Linked DNA regions of Mus musculus: regions 2 and 3 are each linked to region 1. A link is a loop called in an ENCODE intact Hi-C map of the cell type or tissue named here. Cell type or tissue: gastrocnemius. All regions are shown on one strand.

Region 1 (8,000 bases):
CAGTGGGAAAAGAGTTCTAGCCCATTAGTGTGCATGCCAGACCTACCAGGAAGTCATGAGACCTCAGTTGCAGAGACCAGAATTTGATCATATCACCAGCTCGTGAAATGAGCTTGGTGAATATGATAAGGTATGAGAGCAGAAGATATGGTTCCAGGTGCACATGGACACCTTTGAATATATTTACTGTTATCTCTTGGACACTGTAAATGGTCACAAGACCTCAAGATGGTCCAATCACCTCCCATGCTCTGAAACCAGTCTTCTGCAGAATGCACACCCTCCCTCATTAAAAAAAGCAGGAAGGGGGGATAGCGAGAAGGGCTTGATTCAATGCCACTGCTCCAGGGACTTTCCAAGTCACTCAAGCACATGTCCTCAGGTGCAGCTGACTTACTTTCTGCCTCCATGTTTGTTAAAAGTCCCGCCGAATTTATTCCGATTCAGGATGAGAGCAGCAATTTCGGGCACGTAGCGGGCAAACATTGCCTACATGCATGAGACAAAGAAACAAGAGCCAAACAGAAATGGCATGCAGAGAGGCCCCTACGCCGCGGAGGCCACAAAAACCTCTTGGCATACTTACTTTCTTCCACTAACCGCGCTATAGGAGCCCCCGTATTTCTTGCGGTTTCCTATTAACTCTATGATTTCAGGGACGTAGCTGGCAAACATGGCCTGAGGAGAAGAGGGGAGACAGAGAGAGACTAAAAAGACAGGCCAAAGAAAGGGTGACCTTTTCAGAAGGGGGATACTAAGATCTGAAAACACAAAAGGATTAGACCTGCAAAGGTGCGGATTCATGTGTTGGATTATACAACAATAACAGAACAAAGGGGAAAGCTCCTGAAACCACACAGAATGAAACATACGTGAGTTGACCTAGACAGTAGAAAACAATAAACCACAGTCAAGAAAAATATAAAGGAGACAAGCGTAAATGAGCTGACATCTTGTAGAATGATGCCAAGTATTCACACACACACACACACACACACACACATTCATGACAGGCACTCATGGATACACACATGCATGGACACACACGTATGTGCACATACATACACATATGTGTACACAGGTACACATGCATGTACACGCATGCACACTTACACACACATGTATACATTTCTGTCAAAAAGTCCTTCCACATAACACTCAAAGGAGAATTTTTTATGAGTAGCTAAAGATACTAAACACTAAAAAGAAGATTTAAAAATAAACATTTTCATTTAAAAATGACTAAAAAGCATAAGAGGTCAACTTTGGAAATCACACAAGAGGAAAGGATGGATAGCAAGGAGACACGGAGCTGCCATGTTTTACCCAACAAAGTCTGTTCTGTGGCTGGATAATGGGGTCTCCTGAACTACGGGACCCTGCAGGGATGCTGCTAATGTCCACCCACACACACATTTATATACATTTTTCAAAATGTATATGTCCTATGCATACAAAACAGAGAGAAATGTATGCATCACTTCATATAAATGTGTGTGCAGTGCACATGCGCCACAGCTGTGTGTGGACTAGAATCTCAGTCACTTACCTCATACACAGAAAAAAAAAAAATCAGACTTCGCTATAAGCTACTTTGAAAGAGAAAATGAAGCAACTGTTCCCTGGAATTACATTGAATGCAGTGATTTCTTGCTACATAGGAACCAGTGAAACTTGTTCCAAGGAGAGAAATGGAGCGGGCTTTAGACACAGTTATGTCCTGACTATAATGACATTTCCTAAGTGAAGGGACCCTGCTCTTTAGGGGCAGGTGCCAGCCACAGTGTTTGTTGGAAGTTTGGGGAGGAACATTAAGGGGAGGGGAGCTCTTGAAACCGCCATCTATCTACAGAGTCTGGACAGCATCTACCAGAATCAACAGCAGCTACAATATCTGATAGTGAATTCCATTACTAAAGGACACTCTCATTTATTAATGGCATGCCTCCCTTAAAACGATTAGGTTTGCTCCTAGTGACATGGCTGTCCCCAGTGAGGACAATATGTCTGGTTCTAAGGGATAAGCATAACACTAAAGAAATATGCAACAAAGACACTATGGTATTTGGATTTAGCTCTCCTGGTTGCATTAAGGCAGTTACTTGCTTCCAGTGCAAAACACATTAAAAATACTATGTCTAAGGAAGTGGGCATTGGAAAATATTAATAATCATTAAAATAGATACAATAAGAAAGAGGGCTTTTTTTTACCAGTCCCCCGAGGATGAAGAAGACCATGAAGAGGCGTCCAAGTGTGGTTTTTGCATAAACGTCCCCATAACCCACTGTAGACATTGTGACCATGAGTAAGTAGACACATTCCCAGTACGTAAGTGCCTGGTTGTTTTGGAAATTTTCCCATGGGTCCCCTGAATTCTCCACCTACAGCAAGGGAGGGGGGAGGGAGAGAAAAGAAAGCCATCAGATGTTCATATGTACAGTATATGCAAACCAGGATGCCCAGAGCTCCTGAAAGTTGTTTTTTACATACGCTTCATATTCGCAGTACAGAATAGATGATTCTCATTGCTAGTCACTAAGGCATGATTCACCAGAAACCCCAGGGGGTATCAGGACAGGGATGAGGAGGAGCAGCGCTGGTGTGCTTTCCTACGCATCGCTGATGCTTGATACACTTTACAGCATCTCTTTAAGGCAGGTGCTAGATGCTTCCTTCTGCCAGTCCCTTGGGGATTCCTGCTGAGACTCTAGACTTTCCTTTCATTCGTGTAACTAAGAACACCAGACCCAACATCTTTGGGACACATCTACAGCCTGAATCCAAAGCATCATCTCTGCTTCTGGGACTGCTTGTCTTTCTTCACCAGAGCCCACCAGCAATTCTGAGCTCCGAGGTTTGGAAATTTCCTCCGAAACAAGAGAAGTGACCTCTTGGAAACTGCAGACACATGCACACACACACACACACACACACACACACACACACACACCATCAGAGAAATGGCTGCAGACGTCTTCAAAATGGCCCTTGAGCCAATAGTTTCTGCTTGTGCTGCAGAGTTCCTGAGGTCTGCGCAGATGCTCAGTTCTGTGAGCTTGGCTGAAGCCCAGCAGGGAGCAAAGAGTGGGGGCTACAGCAGGATTTGGGGAACCTGAGCCCAGAACTGGCAATTGGCTTCAGAAGGAACTGAATGATAAAAGGTGAAGGTTGACTAGTTACACAGGGACTGGAGACGTGGCTCAATGGTTAGGAACCATTGTTCTTGCAGAAGGACTGGAATTCAATTTCCAGCATTCACTTCTAGAGAGCCTAAAGCCCTCTGCTTCCCTCCAGGGGTACATCCACACATGTGCACATATCCCTACAGTAAAACACAGGCATACACATAATTAAAATATGTATAGGACTCTTGCAAAATCCACAATTATCTTGTTTAGCAGATGGAAACAAAGTCACTTATGCTAAGTTTTATAGTCTGGTGGGGGCTTCTTCTGATTGTAACAGTTTATGTGCAGATGAAATGTACATTTCATAGTAACTATTCTCTCTGAAAGCAGGCTAGAGAACTCTGCCTTGGGGAGGTAGGAAAGGTTTGACTTGGTAATAGCATTCAAAGAGTCATTAGTTTTTAAAAACAAAAAAACAAAAACAAAACCATTTGGGGGTTTTGAAACGACTTGAGAAGTCATCTAGCAAGACAGTCAAAAGCAGCTTTTTTGTGCGAGAGAAGTAGGGACAGATCCCAGGATTTGCATTTGTTGTTTACAAAGAGCTGTTGAAGTTCAAACTTTCAGTATAGGTGCCAGACTTTTCCTGGGCGTTTGCTGTGGAAGCACTGCCATCTTGTGGCCTTCTGAGGTTATTGCATACAGAGTGAAAAACTAGGCAAGTCTCCCTGAAGCAATACAGGTGAAGCTGAAAGATGTCGGTTGGTCCTAGGAACATTACTCACTATTTGGAACCAGTTTGAGGGGTGGAAGTTAAGGGTAGGGAATTCTGAAAATTGAGTAGCTTGTCCCACTTTCCTGTATGTACAGCTAAACTTGTCTCTTTCCAAGAAAACAAATGTTAAGTAATAAAACGGCCTAGCAAGGGCCTGCTCCATGCCAGCTACTTACCAAGTGGATGAATCCAGCTGCAGTCAGCCACGTGCTGATAAATATGGAGAGCAGATTCACCAGCTTGATGGAGTTACTGTACAAAGGAGACAAGAAGAGTCCCAAAGTTACAGAGAGAAGACCCGTATGGAACTGCCCGATGGTGTCACAGTCTCCCTTCTGGGGCAGAAGCAGGCTGCTGTCATCATAAGGAAATTTGACTCAGGGGAGAAACATTGGTCAGGAATGAGGCTCTCAACAGAGTCTGTAGGAAAATCACAGCCAGACCCTACATTAACCCCTCAAACGTTGCTAAAACTTAACTTGTCTAAAACAAAACCCTTCAAATATATATTAAAAAGAAACCAGAGAGAAGAGTAAATAAAATTTGTGTATCCTTCACCTAAATTGACATTTCCCCATGACTTCATCATCTCTGCAAGTATGTCTTATTTTCTTCAGTGTGATAATTCTTTCTGGTTGTATTTGTTTTGTTTGAGCCATTGTGTTGTGGACATCACCGCCCAACCTCTAATCACCGCGGCATTCTGCTCCGAAGAGCAGACACCATGCAGTAGAATCTGGACACATCTGTATATCAGAAAACGAACTGAATTCAGCAATGCGATCTAGCATACAATCCCAATTTAAATGCCAGTTGTCCTGAAGTTATATTTAATGGTGTTTCCATCACGTTCATCTTGCAGAAAAGAACTCTGTCTCCCACCTCCTGTTCTCCCATTCCCGGCCCTATGCAGCCTGTGGTGCTTTGAATAGGTATGGCCCCCATACATTCATGTGTTTGAATGCTTGGCCCAGAGGAAGCACTATTAGGAGGTGTGGCCTTGTTGAAGTGGGTGTGGTTTTGTTGGAGAAAGTGTGCCGCTGTAGGGGTGAGCTTTGAGATCTCATATGCTCCAGCTATGCCCAGTGTGGTACACAGTCACTTCTACTGCCTGTGGATCAAGACGTACAACTCTCAGCCCATTCACCAGCACCACATCTGCCCGCAGGCTGCCATGCTTCCCACCATGATGATAATGGACTGAACGTCTGAACTTTAAGGCAGCCCCAATTAAATGTTTTCCTCTATAAGGGTTACTGCCGTCAGAATATCTCTTCACAGCAACAGAAACCCTAAGACACAACCCCCGCAGAAGCTAATCCTTCTCTTTGGGTAATCCATCTATGGTAACACTGCCCTCTTTCTGCCTATTTCTTTCTCTTGGGTAATATATTATCTACTTTCTAATGGCTTAGAAGGTTAACAATGGTGACATCTGAGACTTTCACAGTATGTACGCAGTGCACCCACACACCATCATGCTGATGTTTGATGTATACTGACTAATTTCTCATAGGATCCTTCAAGATCATCTGGGGGAACTGGGAAACTGACAAGTTTAGTTCAGTAGGCCCCACAGTTGGAGATGGAAATGTGGCCATTTCAGCCACTTTCAGATCTATTACTGCACAGCCACAGTGTCATGTCAGTGGCATTGATGGCTGCTAGCTTTTGGATCCTGAGCATACCGCTAAAAGGGCAGGATGGAGGCTGTTGTTGCTCAGCCTGGGGAATTCGTAAGGGAGGCCTCCTAACAAAGGCTGCGATCATGTTTCCTGGGTGGAGCATGAGGAATGGAGCTTTCTCTGCTTGTATTTATATAACTGAAGAGAGGAATCCAAGTTCCCGGTTTGCCTGGCATTGATTCTGACAGTTCAGGACAAGAATGAGTAAACACTTCCAAAGTTGTGGGTGAAACTAGCCTTTTGAGGTGTGTGGGATGACATCCTCGGGGTTGGAAACCATATGCCAGCAAAACAGCAGACTGTCCATCCTGGGCATCTTGGTCCTCGCCAGGATCACCCACCATTTGTGGTCCCTGAGGACTGCTGGGGCTTTTTGATGTACTAAGTATTTGCTTGCGTCCTCCCCCTCTTCACTCTTTCTGCTAATGCAGGTGGTAGGTGAGAACACCACTGTCACTCACTATTGAGGAAACCGAGCATTAGGGGGTGTAGATAGCTTGCCTGGGAATCACAGCTACAAGTGGCAGGCCTCATCTAAGTAGCTTGGGAACACACTATAGGAAGCCTCAGGGATCCTCTTTTCCCTTACCCTGTAGTTTGCCCATCATCACTTCCTAACGACCAATCTCCCCACAGCTACTGACATGGGAGACCAAGGTGTCCACCAAGGACTTCCTTTACTAAATAATCCAGTGGAATTCAGCCAACATCAACATCAGCCAACAGAGAAGCCTGCCAGAGTTTTCAGGAACTTTGTGGAAGAGAGTTCTAATCCATCTCAGATACAATCCTTGAGAAGACCTCCAGAGAACAAACCCAAAAGAGATGAAGAGAGGAGCAGAATCTTAAGGAGGGAAGCTGACAGCCTGAGTGCAGATATGCCAAAAGTCTGTCACTCCCTCTGGGACCCAGTCACTCTGCCACTTGCCTAGACACAATTGAAATGGCTCACATCTAGAATGTTCTCAGAGAACATACGAATTGGCCATATCCGCCCACTTTGTGACCTGATACGGTTAGCTCCAGGGCTCTGGATGCTGTGGTATGAAGCTAGCACTCCCAAGCACAAGGCTGCTTGTGCTAACTCCTGACCTTCAAGCCTTTTCCAGACATCTCAATGAGTCACTCTGTGCTTCACCTCATATCAAGCGAAGTTCTCTGACAGAGAATGGAATTGCCAACTGAAAAAACAGAAGTTTGAGGCTTACCCTGTCTCATCAGCTATGTTACCACTAAACCTTGCTCCAGGCAAATTTCTCAATGGAAAATCAAAGCAGAGCAGCCCATTCCCCTGTCTCTCCCTTTCGAGCCCCCTAAGACGTGATCTGATATTGAAGAGAAGCAAGTAGTAGGGAGAGCAGGTAGCCTATGGCAGAGAGAGGAGAGGCATGTGCTGCTCTCTATTTCCAGGGGAGAATTCAACACCTAATTGAGTCACTTACAGACTCCCAGATCCTCAGGGCCTGCGAAAGCACTGCACCATCAAAAACCATGCAGAGTCTTTTCAAGATATTAAATCTACTGACGTCTCTTGGTGCTTTGGGGAAATGGCCTAAATATGGTGATTATTAATCTCTAAATGATTGTCACTGGGACATTAATGGTGCTTAAGGGAGCTCTTGCTGAGTGCAGAACATTTAATCACCACTGCTGAGACAGACCAGGTTTGTTGTGGAAATCTGATTAATTGTATGACATCAGCAACATCACAGATTGTTCGCACGAGGAAGTGGACTTCCAAGCTGAACCCTATGACCAAGTTAATATCTGAAAGCTATGTAGAAAACCTGCAAGATTAACCCCAATGATGGGTGTTCTCTGTCCGCTGGGATGTGGACTTTGACATCTGGAAGATGACTGCTTCAAAGGAGGGAGGGGTTGCCAGCAGAAGACATTGAGTATTTGTGGCAAAAAGAGTCATTGGAGATGGCTATCTGCAGCCTTCCTGGCCAAGCCCAAAGGCTTGAATCAAACATGAAATTATCAGTAGTTAGAGTGGCACTGACCATGCAGAGTCTAGCTCCTTGCTTTGAAGGAGAGATTGTGATCCGATCATGAAAACCTGCCCCCTCTTTTTGTAAGTGTCATTTCTGTGTTTTTATGGAAACTTGTGAATTCCCATACATGAATTCTCCGTGGCTGTTCTGGTTTGGTATATGTCTTAGTTACTTTTCTGTTGCTATCATAAGATACCAGGACTAAAGCAATTGATAGAAAAAAAGCATTTATTGGGGCAAGTCCATAGCCATTATGTCTGGGAGCATGGCAGCAGATATGCAGGTATGGCCCTAGAGCAAAAGCTGGGAGGATCCATCCTTATCACTAGGCAAGGGGAAGGGACTGGTGTGGCCTTTGACACTTCAAAGTAACACACCTCCTTCAACAAGGCCCCACCTCTCAATCCCTCCCAA
Region 2 (8,000 bases), 280 kb before region 1:
ATTTTTGTCACGGAAAGGTCATGTTCAGTTATTAACACAGAGTGACAACTGTACTTCACAAAACAATTGCCCTCCTTCATCCCTGCCACCTCCACACAGGTCTCTGCAGACAATCGCTTCATTTCTATTCATTACCAGCAAGATGTTTTAACAGCTCCTTGCCGTCCATCTTAGCTGTCTAGGAAGCATGGGCTGAGGGAGTGCAGGGCACTTCAGGAGAACAAAGGATGGAAAATATATTTTCATCTCCAGCCAGGTCAACTCAATGCCACTTGAGTGAACATAAAACTTCCTGTGACTGCTGAGACTAAAGTAACTCAGAATGACCACTGTGGGATTTCAGAGCTGGGGAGAACTATGCCAATTCCCTAGGCACCTAAAAATCCTGGGATTCTCCAGCCCTATGGCCAGTATTGTGCTACGCAACACAGGCAGGATGTTTGTGTGTGTGTGTGTGGGGGGGGGGGGTTCTTCAGTGTTTGAGATGCTTAGAGCTTGTCACCCTATCTTGATCCTGGTGACCTCAAATTTGACTGTGACCTGTCAATACTTTCTAAGCTGGCACTGCTTAGCATTCAATCTCCATCATCACAAAGGTGAATCATGCCTCTTATGGATGCAATCACTAAACAAAGTCCAAAGCAGCAAAACGAAGTGGGTTTTATGTTTCTCAAATAGCAGCAGAAGTGCTATGTGCAACTCTACCTGACCCCTCCGCTTGAGAGAGAAAAGCAATCATGCAGAATCTTGTAGCCTTATGTGATTTTAAGAGTTATGGGTCTTGGTCTATCTCATCAGAATTTCAGAAGCAGAATGGCAAACTGTATTTATGACCAGCCTTTTAAATATTTGTTTTATGTCTATGTCTAAATATGTATGTGTATGTTGAAATATGCCTGTATGTGTACTGCTAAATATGTCTTATGTGCACTGCTAAATATGTCTGTATGTGTACTGCTAAATATGTCTTAAGTGTACTGCTAAATATGTCTTAAGTGTACTGCTAAATATGTCTTATGTGGACTGATAAATATGCCTTATGTGTACTTATGTACATATGTACACATGCATGAGAGCATAGTCCTGTTTCTGAAGCCTGTCATAGTTGTTCATTCAAAGCAGAGACAGGGTAGCCTGAAATAGGAGGAGCTGTGACATATGTCATTTGACAGTTTGCTGAAGCACACAAAGCAATGGTCACTTGGATGCTGGTGAGTTTTCAAAGCACCTGTTAGTGAGCAGCCTCGGATTCCCTTACTCAGTATACCAGTAACATGGCCCTGTGCACCAGGCCGGATCTGTGCTAGGTAGGTTTTATCAGGGAGCTCTTTCCTCGGCATGGTACCTGTGGAGGAAAGAGGAGCAGCTCTGGAAAGCATGCTGATGGAGAGAAGCTGTGGCATATGATAAAATGATGGACTCCCTGGGGAAATCTCCACAGCCTCGGCCCTGCACCGCGATTAGTCTTGTCCTCGTTGGGCGATGCGCATTACCTTGTTGTAGCCTCTTGGAAGGAATAATATATGGTTTGGATATTACTCTGCTATTGACATGCTGGCATATCTGCTTTAACAATTTTTAAAGAAACAAGTTGGAGTTTACAGTGCCGGGTGTTTAATAAGCCTGGAAGACAGCTGAGGGTGGCTGTGTGAATGCCGATCAGGTTTCTCCAGGCCCTACTGTAGCCCTTCAGTAAACCGCCAGTCCCAGGGGTAGAATGCACTCCTTCCGTAGGATCAGAAAATAATAGCTGATGGTGTGGATGTTCAATAGATGGAGTAAGGTGTTTTCATTTTTCTGAATTCCACCCTGTCTTCATTCACCTCAAAGCTTACAACTCTTTTTGTTTGGTTGGTTTTTGTGTTTTGTTTTGTTTTGTTTTTAAAATAACTCTAGTGTTGAACACAGTGACTGCGGTTTAGGCACTCTAACGTGACACAAGGTGTTTGTTTTTAGCCAGATCTTTACAATAGTAAACGTTAGAAGAGTGAGTTCACTTTTCTGGTTTAACCATTTAGACTCAGCCCCAGAAGCAAGGCAAATGGCTGTAAGCTACTGCTTAGAGATGGCCCAGATCAATGCCTCTCGGAAGGTATACATTCTCTCATGATACTGAACTGCTTCAGGTCATCTGACAGAAATTAGTTATGGGCTTTTGTCCAGTAAGAGGAAGGCAAAGTCGTTGATGGGGGGTGGGGGGGCTAAATCGAGAAAGAATAGGAAATTTTATAGCTGGACACAGAAGTTTTCTTATTTATCTCCTGGTGGTACAATGGGCAGATGAATGTTTAGTCTGACTTTTAAAAAGCTAACTCATGCATATTCATACCTGCGACATGACTGCGAAGTTTTATACATCTGACTCATGTATACTTTTGTCACATAAGTGCATGCTTATAGTCACATAATTTATGCTATTGTTTTAAGCTTTGTAAAGGTCTGTCTGAGGGGCTTCCTACCAATGGATAATTCTGGGTTTAAGTGTGCACTAAATTTACAGGCTGTACTGTAGGTTGTGGGATGTAAATTTACATCCTGGACTGCGGCTGACTCTCTTCATTTGTTCTAGAATGTTTTACACGGAACTATGTACAGCCCATTCATCATGATTTACAGCATGTCTTAATTTGGTATCACACACAGGTCATTAGCCAGCATGGTTGAAAACTTCTCCACATACCCTTGTAAGATGATATCTGGTGAGTGTGTCTACGGGTAGATTGATCAAAATACTTTTAAAGTCCTGGCATTAATGACGTTAATTGTAAATGCAATTGTAATTGCATTTGGTTCTCATTATTAGTACACATGATTTACTATTTCTTTAAAAAATATTCATACGGCCTGGCTGTTTTATAGATTTACATAATTAATTTTAGTCACAATATCTCCCTTCATCCCTTATTCCTATGTCTTTCAGGAATCCTTCTCAACAATTTCTCCTCTTAATCCCATGTCTTCTTTTTTCTGTGGCCACTAAATTTCTTCCATATTAACATCTTAACTTGTCACATGACTAACTCTACTGATTGTAAAATATAACATTTTCAAAAGTTGCATTTTCCTGATTATTAATAAGATTACCTAAACTTTGGATAGGGTATGTTGGCCACTTGCTTTTTTTCTACCTAAATGGCTGATTGGCAGACAAAAGGAGGGGCACAGGCAAGCATCTCTTCAGAACACCCCTGTCCTGCTGGAGCGATAACACGTTGCTCAAGACACAACCCTTTGTGATTTGTTAACAGGACCAGAAAGTACAGGCATCACAGTGACTCATGGGAACTTTCCTGCTCTAAATCTGTCACCCTGGAGCATTGAGATAACAGATTTAGCTGAATAGTTAGATTGAGAAATACTATGGTCAGACTAGAACTACAGGACAGACTAGAACTGAGATTGTTCTTAAGCCCAAACTATCCTCAACAACACATAAAGTGACTGGATACATTTTACATCATTATTGAATACCAAGCCCAAGACACACATGGCTACAGTGACTCTCTCTCCTATTTGCATTAACTAAGTGACTTTGGGGATGTAACTCTACACAGGTTTATTTCTTAGATGTACAAAACATAATATCATCAAGCTTTTAAAATTTCTGTAAAAATTAAAAGTAATTATTTAAAATTGGGAATTATTTTGTCAATATTTATTATATAGCCATATGTACATGACCAAAGCTGAACATAGCCTTCATATATGACCAAAGCTTTGGCTAGTTCCAGCCCAGCCAGGTAAGATATATCCCTTACTCCAGAAGATAGTCTTGATGGAAGGAAGTTAGCTTTGAAATGTCACTTTTCTTGCCAGGTAAAAATAAGTGCTTGCAGCATATAAAACATATTTAGTTGAGCTATTGATGGATAAATCATGAAAGATGCATACTTGAAAGGTTAATATCGACATTCTGTAAGACATAACTTTATATGCAGCACAGGTATTGATCCAGCTGTGGTGATGGGCAGGAGGGGCTGGTAGCGATCATTTGCAGTGGCAGCATGAAGGTGTGAAAGAGCTCAGAATTCTATTGAGGATGTGGTGTTCTTTAAACATGTTTTTGGAATCTCCATTTCAACTAATGAAGTGATTCTAGTCTGTTTCTTGCTACAGCAGTTACCACACCTAGCTTCCAAGGAGAAATATTTACCCAGCCATAGACACATGGCTAACTACACCTTCTGCATTTACCCCAGACAAGCAATTGCCAGGCAGTCTCAAGCTGTCTGAACAACACTTTTGAAGGGAACCAGGTATGTTTCTTGTTCAATTAACAAAAAAGAGAAAAGCCCTTGGTGATATTTGAGTCCTTGTTCTCTCTAGCTAAGTGGATACCAACAAGTTTGCTGTTAAAAGGAAACTTCCTAGTTAATAAAAATATTTCCTTTTATTATTAAAATGGGGTATAATCCTAGTAAAAACTAGTAGTTAGTAATTTTCATTCATTTCCCACAACTGTTACATAGAGAACTCTGCATGATGTAGGGTGAGACCTTACAAATTCTTGTACAGGGACACCAAGAAAAAAAGAAAAAGCATGTTATTATGCACTTAAATGTCTGTCACCAAACTCCAGAGAGGTTAGGTCATTAGATTTGTCTAGTTCTTTAACTTATTATTTTGAAATAAATTCAAATTCATAAGAATGCACAAAACATGGCAAACAAAGCATTACCACATAAATTGTGACCAGAACGCACATGCGCTAACAATGTAATCAACAAAATCCAGAAATCAATACTGATGGAATACTAACAGCTAGTCTATAGGGCTTAGGAGAATTTTACCAGTTTGCTCACCTACATCCATTTTGGGGGTTACGATCCAACCCAATGTAGAACCTTGAGTTCAGCCACTTCTGTCTAAATAATCATCAATCTGAAAAACCTTCTCAATCCTTGAGTTTCATGGCTTGGTTTGTTTAAAAATACTGGCCACTTATTTTATGACTTGTCTCTCAACTTGGTTTTATCTAATTTCTCATACAACTATACATATGTGTGTATACATAGAAATAGGTGTACTGTATTCAAACACAAATGAATCTTATCCAATATTATGATTACCATGTTTTTTGTTTCTATCAGTTTTGTTTATTTCTTAAAATATAACCTTAAGATAGAGCAAGTTTTCCTATTTTAACTTCATTTAATTGATTATGTATAATTGTATGGAATGGCAAATTCCTGTTTTATTCTCTAACTTCTAAACCAACTTCTGCTTTATCCATTATGCAATTTCTATACCTAAATCATATATTTTGCTAATTTTCTCTTAAGCTGTAGATAGATAGATAGGATAGATAGATAGATAGATAGATAGATAGATAGATAGATAGATAGATGATAGAGTAGTATTCTTAAGAATGTAGTAGAATATGGAAATTTTGTATATAAATCTTTGCATCAGATAAACTCTTCAATTTCTTCTTGGGTATGGTGTGAAGTCTGGGTTTAAAGTGATCTTTCTTGAATTGGCTACTTAGTTTTTGTATAATTTATCAATAAATCCATTTTGACTCGTGATATGGTTCCTTGATTAGAGGCACATTGTTTTGCAGATTCAGCCTCACTAAGTAGTTAAGGCTGGCCTTGGGCTCCTGATCCTATTGCTTCTGCTTTCTGAGTACTGGAATTGTAAGAATATGCTCTCATATCCAGTTGACTAATTTGCTTTTGTGTATCTGCATGTTTGTGTGTTTGCTTGTGCCTGTGATACACTCTGTCTATCTATCTATCTATCTATCTATCTATCTATCTATCTATCTATCTATCTAATCTATCTACACACACACACACACACACACACACACACACACACACACACTTGCCTGGCAAGTATTTTCTCCACTGAGCCATCTCTCTAGTTGTTGGAGATATTTGGCTTGCGAGACTTCCTGGCATGTTGAATTCTTAGGGCTCTCTATAGAGTTAAATGTCTGGTAAGATTCTTTTACTTGTAAAAGAAGGTTCTTTTACTTGTAAAAAGGTTCTAGAAATGTATGTCTGGTAAAGTTTACTACTGCCTCCATTACTAATCCACCTGTGCCCTCTATGCTTGTTTTCCTGACTGCTATTATGTCTGATTTTCAACATAAACAAGCCTAGCTTTACATCAAACTTGTATTGCTCTTTTCAGAACTATTGCAGTTTAGCAGACCGCATACTGATAGAAAGTTGAGTCATTTTAGTCAAGAAGGATGACATCAGATCAAGTATAGTTTTTGTCTTTCAAAAGACTTCCTAAAGTCTTACTCATAAACATTGTGCATATTTCCTGTTTAGCTTATTTTTGGCAACTTAATTTTTTACTATAGTTTCTCCATCTTCATATTGACTATTATTTGTGAATATAAGGCTGTTGATTTTCAAGCATTGCTGTGATGGTTAAACTGTTCATCAACTTACCTGGATTAAGAAACTCCAGGAGGTGGAGCTGATCCTCAGGCCTCTGTGAACCTTCACTCCCAGAGGAGAGCTTGCCTCGAGGGAGGGCTCTGACCACAGGACTCAGGTGAGATCACCATTTTCCCTCCAGTGTCTCTCTAAAGCAGGTCCACTCCAGAGAGCACAGGCAACAGAGCTTGTAGGACAGGATCCTATGGGCCTATATCTGGAGCCAGGAGATGGGGCTGTTACACAGCCCTTTGTGCACTGGTCTTGCCAGGAAAGAGCTGGTCTCCCAGGAGTGCTGACACAGGCTTATAGACTCATAGGAGAAACAAGCTCAAGCAAGAGACAGCAAGAACATCTAATACCAGTGATTACCAGATGGCAAAAGGCAAACGTAAGAATCTTACCAATAGAAACCAAGACTACTTGGCATCATTAGAACCCATGACTCCCACCACAGAGAGACCTGTATATCCCAACACACTGGAAAAGTAAGATTCAGATTTAAAATCATATCTCATGATGTTGGTAGAGGATTTTAAGAAGGACATTAATAACTCCCTTAAAAAAATACAGCAGAACACAGCTAAACAGGTAGAAGTACTTAAAGAGGAAACATAAAAATCCCTTAAAGAATTACAGGAAAACACAACCAAACAACTGAAGGAATTGAACAAAACCATACAGGATCTAAAAATCAAAGTAGAAACAATAAAGAAATCACAAAAGGAGACAATTCTAAATATAGAAAACATAAGAAAGAATTCAGAAGCCATAGATGCAAGCATCACCAACAGAATATAAGAGAAGAGAATCATAGATGCGAGCATCAGCAACAGAATACAAGAGATGGATGAGAGAATCTCAGGTACAGAAGATATCATAGAAAGCATAGACTCAACAATCAAAGAAAATGCAAAAAAAAAAAAAAAAAAAGATCCTAAACCAAAACATCCAGGAAATCCAGGACACAATGAAAAAGACCAAACCTAAGGGCAATAGGTATAGATGAGAGTGAAGATTATCAACTTAAAAGGCCAGGCCAGTAAATACCTTCAACAAAATTATAGAAGAAAACATCCCTAACCTAAAGAAAGAGATGCACATGAACATACAAGAAGCCTACAGAACTCCAAATAGACTGGACCAGAAAAGAAATTCCTCCCGACACATAATAATCAAAACACCAAAGGCACTAAATAAAGATAGAATATTAAAAGCAGTAGGGAAAAAGCTAAAGTAACATATAAAGGCAGACCTATTAGAATTACACCAGACTCCTCACCAGACATTATGAAAGCCAGAAGATCCTGGACAGATGTTATACAGACCCTAAGAGAACACAAATGCCAGCCCAGGCTACTATACCCAGCAAAACTCTCAATTACCAGAGATGGAGAAACCAAAGTATTCCATGACAAAACCAAATTCACACAATATCTTTCCACAAATCCAACCCTTCAAAGGATAATAAAGGGAAAACTCCAACACAAGGAGGGAAACTGCCCTAGAAAGAGCAAGAACATAATCCTTCAACAAACCTAAAAGAATATAGCCACAAGAACAGAATCCCAACTCTAACAACAAAAATAACAGGAAGCAACA
Region 3 (8,000 bases), 100 kb before region 1:
TACAGGACCACAGGGCACAACACAAAACACAGGGCTGATTACCACAGACAAGCACAGACATGGAACTGGGTGTGTTGAGGTTAAACTTACAGGCACGGAAACTGGTGGAGCAATCATTAACAGAGACAGAAGAAAGCGGGAAGGTTCTCTCAAGGGTGTCCACGTTACCACGCACACGGCCTGACATGCACGAGCAGTCACGCTCAGAACGTCCGCAATCAAAACAACATGCTCGTCTCATTCTCTTGTAGATGGACATCTTGGCTATAACCATGTGGTTGGATGGGAGGAGAGGAAGAGCGCGGTTAATGGCAAGGTCACATACAGCAAGGCAGCTGGAAGGGCGCTGGAGGATTGAACACAGGTCTTAGTTCACGTTAACAGTCTTGACCCAGAAACAGAAGAAAAAAAATGCAGTGATTGTTGGTGACAGTTTGGTTGTACATCAAAAATAAAAAGAAGCAGTGAAAATATAAATTGCCTTTATCATTCCCAAAGGCTGTTGCATATCATTTTTGTCCCCTCGATGGAGCCGTGACCACAGGAAGAAGGCATGGCTGAACACATCCCGTTTCTTGGATGAAAAAAAAAAAGCAAATTACAGACAGAAAAAAAAGATGTAACCACCATTCTCCCCCTGACAAAATTAATGCAGGAGGGCAAAAGAGACACACAGCCAATCAGTTAAATGAATTGCTAATTTGGTACAATAAATGTTTTTTGCAGGATATAAACATATCTAATATGTAGGTTTTCTCATTTTCATCTATTTCTGGGCATTAAGCAGAGCCTGCGACAAGTTTCCATCAAATTAAATGTGAAACGATTACGTGTTAATATCAGATCTGAGGATGCTTTCGCTGAACTTCCCGGGAGTGAGTTTACATGATAGCTACAGGAATTTAAATTTACTCTTGACAGAACAAATATCCAAATCTGTCCATATAAGAAATGCCTCTACTCAGGGCTAACGCTGGATACATTAAAGGAAGTTCACAAAAAATAAAAAAATAAAAAAATCACCCAAAGCAATATGAGATGTTGGTTTCCTAGATTGCTTTTAGCTACTCATGGGAGTATCAACTGGGAGAGCTGCCTTTCTCTCCCTGCCCACCAGAGAATTAGAAGGCAATTAGTTGGTTTAATCATACTTTTTTCCTTACACAGAAAATATTAGCCAAGAGAGATTATAAACAACAAAACATGAAATACTTGGCATGTGAAATATCTTGCTGGCATTTTCAGGAACCCTCAGTGGTTCTTTTAAGACTCTGGCATAGTGTGAAGGTTTGGTACTGACCCTGGAGCCACCTCAAATACCGACATGCAAAGCTCGTTAATTTAATGCCCCCATTGTTTCCTGTTTTACTCTTGTGGTCAATTTATATTTCAGTACAAGAGAAGCCACTGCACCTCTTTTTGATGCTACAACAGGCAAACATGTTTGCTTCTCACTTAGCAGGAACCAGCCTGCTCCTCTTACAGGGTAGGAGAAAAACTCATTAATCTTCCAAGTATCACAGCCAATCACTGAACTTGGACCAAGGAGGTGTTATCTCCACTCCCACCCCGTCCTCCACACTATCCTTATTTCTTTTCCTTTGTAGAGAATAGTCACTGTCTTAGTTTAAAATATAACTTGTGGTTTTACTCTCTTTGAATGTTACAGTCACCAGGAAAGGGTTTAAATCTCTCACATGGGTCAAGCCCTGTTCTAAGACCTTAATGACTTGCCATACAGTGGGCTTGTCAAGCAAGGAGAACATCATGACTGTGAAGAGCAGGCACTGGGGGGAGATGAATGAGAGACCTCCAACAGCATCTCCATTCCTGTGAATAGGCTCACATTCCCAGTGACATGGTCCTTTAGCATCCTAACTGTTGCACTGATTAACATGCAACCCCAGCCCTGTTCAACTTAAAGTGTGTCATTCTTTTGCTCTTAGCTTGTTACCAAAAAAAATAAAACTAAGAATCTGCCATAGCATTTGAGTCAGAGGAACCCCCAAGGCTTGCAGCCAATGTCCAGGTCATCTTGATCAACAGCAGTGGCTGAAGTCAAGAATGGGAGAAAAGAAAAATCTTCAATGGAAGACATGAAAATAAATTTAGCTGAATCGTATCCAGATCTGGTATTTAACTTGGAAAGCCAGTCTTTTGCTTTTTCTTTCGTAATGCTTTAACTGGACCTATGGACCTGTTACTTACAAAGGCGAGGAGAATGGAGATGATTTTTTTGTTTTGTTTGTTTGTTGTTTCACTGTAGATAAATTATTTTGAAAGTTGTTTTCTTTTTTTCTGTTTTTAAATCAAATGCTGTAGCAGAAAATCCCATCAAACTCAGAAATGCTATGTTTCTCATTAGCAACAGTCCCTGGTTTTCATTTTCATACTGCCATTTCGGGTTCATGCATGGTAATAGAATGTGACACATTTATGGGGAAAGAAAGTTCATGTGTGTGTGTATATATATATATATATATATATATATATATATATATATATACATATGGAAGGGTGATGGGAATAGGTAACTTTGGAATCTTTTTCCCCCCACAGAGGTCAACTTGTCACAATGGGCAATGGAAGCCTCCCACTTCCAAAATGTTCAGGAAGGAGCAAAACACCAAACCAGTGGCTTTCAGGGACTGTTTGCAACTGTCATGGTTGGCTGTTCCGGAGACCATGCACTGTTGTAAAATTTCATATTGTTAGCATGCAGTAACAGGCTGCAACTGGTAACTGAGGCAGCAGAAACCCATTTGCTATAAGAAGATTAACTGTTAATTATAAGCAGTCACATTCCAGAGCAGCATATGCATAAAACAGAAAACATGCTCTTAGTCAACACTCCTGCCCAGTCATTTCACACTCCCACCAAATGCAGAAAAGAAATCTCAAAAGACAAAGAGCAACACACACACACACACACACACACACACACACACACACACACACACACCAGCAAGAATGATCAACATGAGGCTCAGAGACAAGACAAAAACAGTTAAAAATGATTGAGCCCCACATATTGACAAACCTTCATGAACCACAAGGTCTAGAGTAAAGACAACCAGTTAAGTGTGTGCCCCCCTTCTGCACCACCCCAGTCACGTGTGTCATCACCTATGTGCTTCTAGGTCTGTTTCCTAAGCCGAGGAGAAGGGTGATTCTGACCTTGCATCTGATGGAGCAATCCATCAGGGTTGAGGGATGTATGTTCAGTTAAGAGATTCCCTCTGGACCGTTATTACTCATGGTGAAGATTAGCAAAGAAAAGCTGAAGATTTGCCTCCCTTGTAGTAGGTGTTCCAGAATATGTGGGCATTTTATTCTTGGGTTATAAAATAAAGTTGTATCAGTACTACATCACAGACTTCCTCTGTCACCTTCCTCAACTCTACAGCTTCCTAACCCTTCACTTTGGTTCCAGTGAATTACAGATTTCCAGAGCCTTCTTAGTGGCTATTTTTTTTGTACATCCGATTTTGGGTCAGAGGATTTGTTTCCAGTATCAGAGAGGTACTTTAAACCCCTAAGGTTGAGTTTCACAGACCTACTTGCAATACTTCAGTATCTATTTAAAACACGTTTCTCATGTATTCCTAGTCATTAAAAAAAAAAAAAAAGAAAGTAAGAAAATCTTCTCTCCACTGTTGTTTGCTGAGTTCCTTTCTTAGTTAGTAGCCATCCACCGCTCTTCCCAGTCACCAATGAAAATGTTTTCTGTAGTGTGAGAGCAGAGCAGAGTAGGTCTATGAGGACATCTAGTGGACTGCTGTAGGAGAGCAAGCAGCTCCTTAACAGAGCAAACCCTGACCTTGCTGTTTCATCTCTCCTAGGCCTTGTCTCCTCTCTAAGACTTGAAATCTTGTGGTGTTATTTCAGTTCAGTGGCGGATGTTTAGGGGTAGTGAGGACAAATGGCTGAAAGGTCCTGGGACAGCATCCTGGGGCGGTCAACAGTGGCAACTTGCAAACACATTGGTTTAAGTGTATTGGTGGATGGGGTCCCCATGCCTCAGCTCTGCAGCAGCTTCCTGAGAGAGGGACTGGGCCAGATTATTAATGGTGTGGCTACTTGTCACTCTGTCTTGGGGCTCTTGGAACTTTATGCTCTATAAACTGCCCCCATAGGCCAACTTAACTCTGGGAAAGAAAAATATATAAGCCACCCGAGACTTCCTTTTCTCTTTGGCCCACAAAATGTTCTTGTTCTTGGACCAGTACCAATGATGTGAAGAGATCATGTCAGTGCCAAGAGTCTGATCCTGGGTCTCACCTTCCTCTAAAAAACAGATAACTTTGTTTGAGCAGTTTCATCGCTTCAGAAGAAAGCTTTCATGTGCTTCTCTTCAACACAATAAAATGGATGCCCATCCAATACTTCCATTATGACTTCCTAGTAGTATTTATAGAGACAAAACAGAAGTACTTCCCTAGTGGACACCATCAAAGCTATCTGTTTACTGTTGAATGTTTACAGTGGAAGGCTTTCTCAGAGACACACTTGCCCGACTTTTCCTCTGTTGTCAAAGGTCGTGTTGCTAAGAAATGAAACCTGCTGCAGATGGAGCATGGTCACTTTTCTTTCCTTGGGGCACACTGATGCAATCAGGTATCAGGCCTCAGGTCCTCTGCTGGTTGGCCCTTCTGCACCAAGTCTGGAATGGAAGGAAGGGTTGCAGCCCATGCTGTCTGCAGTGCCATCTACCTCCGGCATCAGCAACCAAATGGCCAGCCAAGTTGCAATTGCAGAATCTTAATTTGGGGGGTGGATTGGAAGGGAGAGGAAAAGTGGCCTTGCCAAAGAGGCCAAAGTGGAGGTTTCCAGATGCTAGAGGGAAAATAATTTGGTCTCCAAGGGAGTATATGTAAGAGGAGACTAGTGTGAAAGGAAAAAAAAATGCTGTTAAATTAAGGCACACTTCTTAGACCACAGCCCACTTTTTAAATCAGTCTAGGGAAGGGAAGCATTGTTTCTTAACATGAAACCATTCTTCAAAGGCTCAAATTATAAACAAAATCCTCTACAAAAGAAAAACCCTTTTGTCTGAGGTATATTGTTAGATGAAACACTAGGAATAAGAGGGTCTTTTAAATCCTATAAATGAGAAATGATATCTCCCCTGAACCCAGTTCCTCCTGTTACCTTTTGAAGAAGAAGAAAAGTCTTATGCATGGCTTTCTGTGATCAGAAAAAGGCAAGGACAGAGCCTAAAGTCAGCCACCTGGAGTACACACCCAGCTAGTTGATCTGGCTCACAACAGTCACGCTGTGGCAGAGGAAGGTGAGAGAGACTGCCTCTGGAGCTGTGTGTTGACTGGCTTTGTGTGGCCGTCTAGTTCTCAAAGAGTGCTAGAGTGTGAAAGCTCTCAGGGTGTAGAAGTGATGCTTCCACGTACTTTCCGCAGAGCCAATTTGGGCAGAACTGTGTGTTGTATTGAAGAAGGTTGCTATTTTGTTTTGGCTTCACCCAGAACATTATACATTTTCCAAACAGTGAAGGCTACCAGAACTTGGGAGTCAACTTGCTTCTTCTCCTTCTCCTTCTTCTGCAAAGGAAGATGAAAGACCTGGGTGCTGATACATCTCCATAGTCCAGAGCCAATGAATCAATGAGTTGTACATTGGGTCTCCTGTTTTCAGAGAGTCTTATGTCTGTAAGTCAAGACCCAAAGTTGATGTCTGCCAGTTGTAGGTTATACATAGAAATACTGACCTTTAAAACTATATCCGATTGGATGACAGGGATCTTATGTCTTTAGTAAGTTAGAGAAGTCTAGAGGCTTGCTTAGATTCCTACATGGTTCACTCATGAAAAAAAAAAAAAAAGAGTAATCTCCTTGAATTAACTAACAGAGTTTTGTTTTTTGTTTTTTGTTTTTTGGTTGGTTGGTTTGTTTGTTTGTTTGTTTGTTTTTGCCCTGAAATAAGCACATGGCTCCTCCAGGATGCTTAACTTTCCCAGAGGAACTGTGGAGGAATCACTGAGCGTTGACTTAAGGAGAAGTTTTGAAAGCAAGGAAATGCCGTAGACTGTAGGAAATAATTACCACTTGTCTTCAGAAAGGCAGATACTTACAGTCCCAAAGGAGTATTCAATTAAATCTCCAGCAAGCACCTTCTTGTACAGAGAGGCATCTATAATGTGATCGTTGTATTTCTCTCTCTATGGAATATCTCTATGATTATATATAAAAATACACATTTTTACATATAAGCTACCCCAGGACATATCATATATATATCACAACTTAGGAATATATATGTAGCCTATGTGTTTCCTTCAAGAGAGGAATTCAAGCTCTGTAGAAGGGAAAAACAAGTGTCGTTTATCAAAGGCAAGCATGACTATGACCCCCAATGGACAAAGCATCTATAGCTAGAGTTGTAATTACTCTAGCCTAACCAGTGTCCCTTAAAAGTCCTGAGCAAAGGCCTTCAAGAGAAACACACTGTTGTCAGGGTCTTATTTTCTAATGGAAAAATAAGACCGTGTCCAGAGCTTGCTGGAGGCTGGGGGATGGGTGGAAGCATAGAGAGTGGGCTCTGGGCACTCTCCAGTTCCTGGCTACTCTACAAGGACTGTGTAGGGCATGAGCGAGTTGGGGCATGATGTAACTGCTACATGCAACACGAATACCAAAAGTAAAATGAAACTAAAACTGTACAGAAAGGAAAAAAAAAAAGATCTCATCTAGAGAAAAGACCAGGAGAACTGACTCTGGGCTGCTCGGAACCCATTTTACTCACAATAGATCACTACCAGGGTGCAGTTAAAATAGAGTAGGGGCCGTATTCCAAGGCAGCAAAGAGGAAACAAAATAAATCAAAGATATGTCAATGATTAGAAATTAAAGGAAATTCTTTCACACACATCAATCTAGACATGACTTGTCCCTCAGGAGTCTCTCCCTGGCAACTTTTCAGAGGCTGGGAGGAGGGAAAGTATAAATCATTAGACCAGGTTTGTGACACAGAAAAGAAAATGAATAAATGCTAGTGCCTGAGAGATTGCTCCTTGGCTAGACATCTGGATTGGACTTTCTTCCTGAACAGATGGAGAACTAGGAAGGGATGGAAAGAGATGTGCATGTTAAACTATACTACCAGCACGGGATCTCCACAATGGAATGTCCACACGCCATACTTCGCCGATTGAGGACATGAAACATTGAAGGTTATTGAATGAGAAGGAATGGAACAGGTAGGGAGGGAATGGGAAGGAGAAACTGGGTAGGGACAGGAGGTTGGGAAAACATACAGGGTCTGGAGACTGTCAGTGGTTTTGCTCTTGTGCAAGCTGTATTATTCCATGGTGAATTGATGCACTAAGAGGTTTGGATAAATAGCTGGGTGAGTCAACTGTCCTTTCCAATCTTAAACACGAAGAGGTGCCTGGCTGGTACCTTAGCATCCTCCTATATATAATGACAATGATAACTATTTCTTGTAAAAGTTTCTTTAGAGCCAAACATATTTTCTCTGATTTCTTGAGTGCCTGGCCTTCATAGGGAGGTTTATATTCAATTATTCATTTTATTCTAATCCTCCCAAACATGTCTGCATCCTGCCCTCCAGGCTATGGCCTTCTAATTGGGAATAACAACATTTGGACAATTCTGATTAGTATCAAATATTAACCACACAGCCTATGGCCTTGCCACACTTAAGAGTAGCTTGGCGGAGACAATCCTTTTGCAGCAATTGTGTCTCATGCATGATGGCAGATCAAACATTTCACTAGCTTAACCTACTACAAGGGAAATTAAGGGAATAAAGGTACTGTACATTATAGTGTGATTTTCACAACAAGAAAGGTAAAAGTTTACTGCTGTCTACTTGCCTGAAAAGGAAAAAAATACCCTGGAAGTCAAATTTTTTATAAGGATTTTAAATGGGATGTGCCACAATGTCCTATAAAGGACATTATAATTTCAGAGAGAGTGAGAGTTCTCTCTTCAACTTTCCTCTTCCATTCTGTCTTCCTGAGTGAA

What was found. A loop is a pair of places that touch in the nucleus more often than their neighbours do. Peaks named below come from ENCODE experiments on the same cell type or tissue, not always from the same donor. Only the 100,000 strongest peaks of a DNase experiment are listed, where the experiment ranks them.
Region 2: a loop joins it to region 1, with 2.4 times the contacts of the local background. A loop is called at or near these places in 3 of 42 quality-filtered maps.
Region 3: it touches region 1 in a loop (2.4-fold over the local background); 9 of 42 quality-filtered maps call a loop at or near these places.

The regions. Positions count from the first base shown.
Region 1 is chr14:23,526,139-23,534,138 of GRCm38, forward strand. Kcnma1 (potassium large conductance calcium-activated channel, subfamily M, alpha member 1) reads right to left here. Exons shown (of 28, transcript NM_001253364.1): 7 at 4,081-4,156; 8 at 2,212-2,382; 9 at 587-678. Among named protein-coding and RNA genes, the nearest start is that of 5430425E15Rik, 20 kb to the left of the region's middle. In gastrocnemius, a CTCF peak has its summit at 3,804 (motif pointing left); DNase peaks (open chromatin) are centred at 3,056 and 3,800; H3K27ac peaks cover 501 bases.
Region 2 is chr14:23,250,746-23,258,745 of GRCm38, forward strand. No RefSeq gene overlaps it. Among named protein-coding and RNA genes, the nearest start is that of Gm10248, 160 kb to the left of the region's middle. In gastrocnemius, no CTCF peak of the experiment used is centred here; no DNase peak of the experiment used is centred here.
Region 3 is chr14:23,425,477-23,433,476 of GRCm38, forward strand. It overlaps Kcnma1 (potassium large conductance calcium-activated channel, subfamily M, alpha member 1), which reads right to left. Exons shown (of 28, transcript NM_001253364.1): 19 at 91-264. Among named protein-coding and RNA genes, the nearest start is that of 5430425E15Rik, 81 kb to the right of the region's middle. In gastrocnemius, a CTCF peak has its summit at 3,761; DNase peaks (open chromatin) are centred at 3,789 and 4,714; H3K27ac peaks cover 790 bases.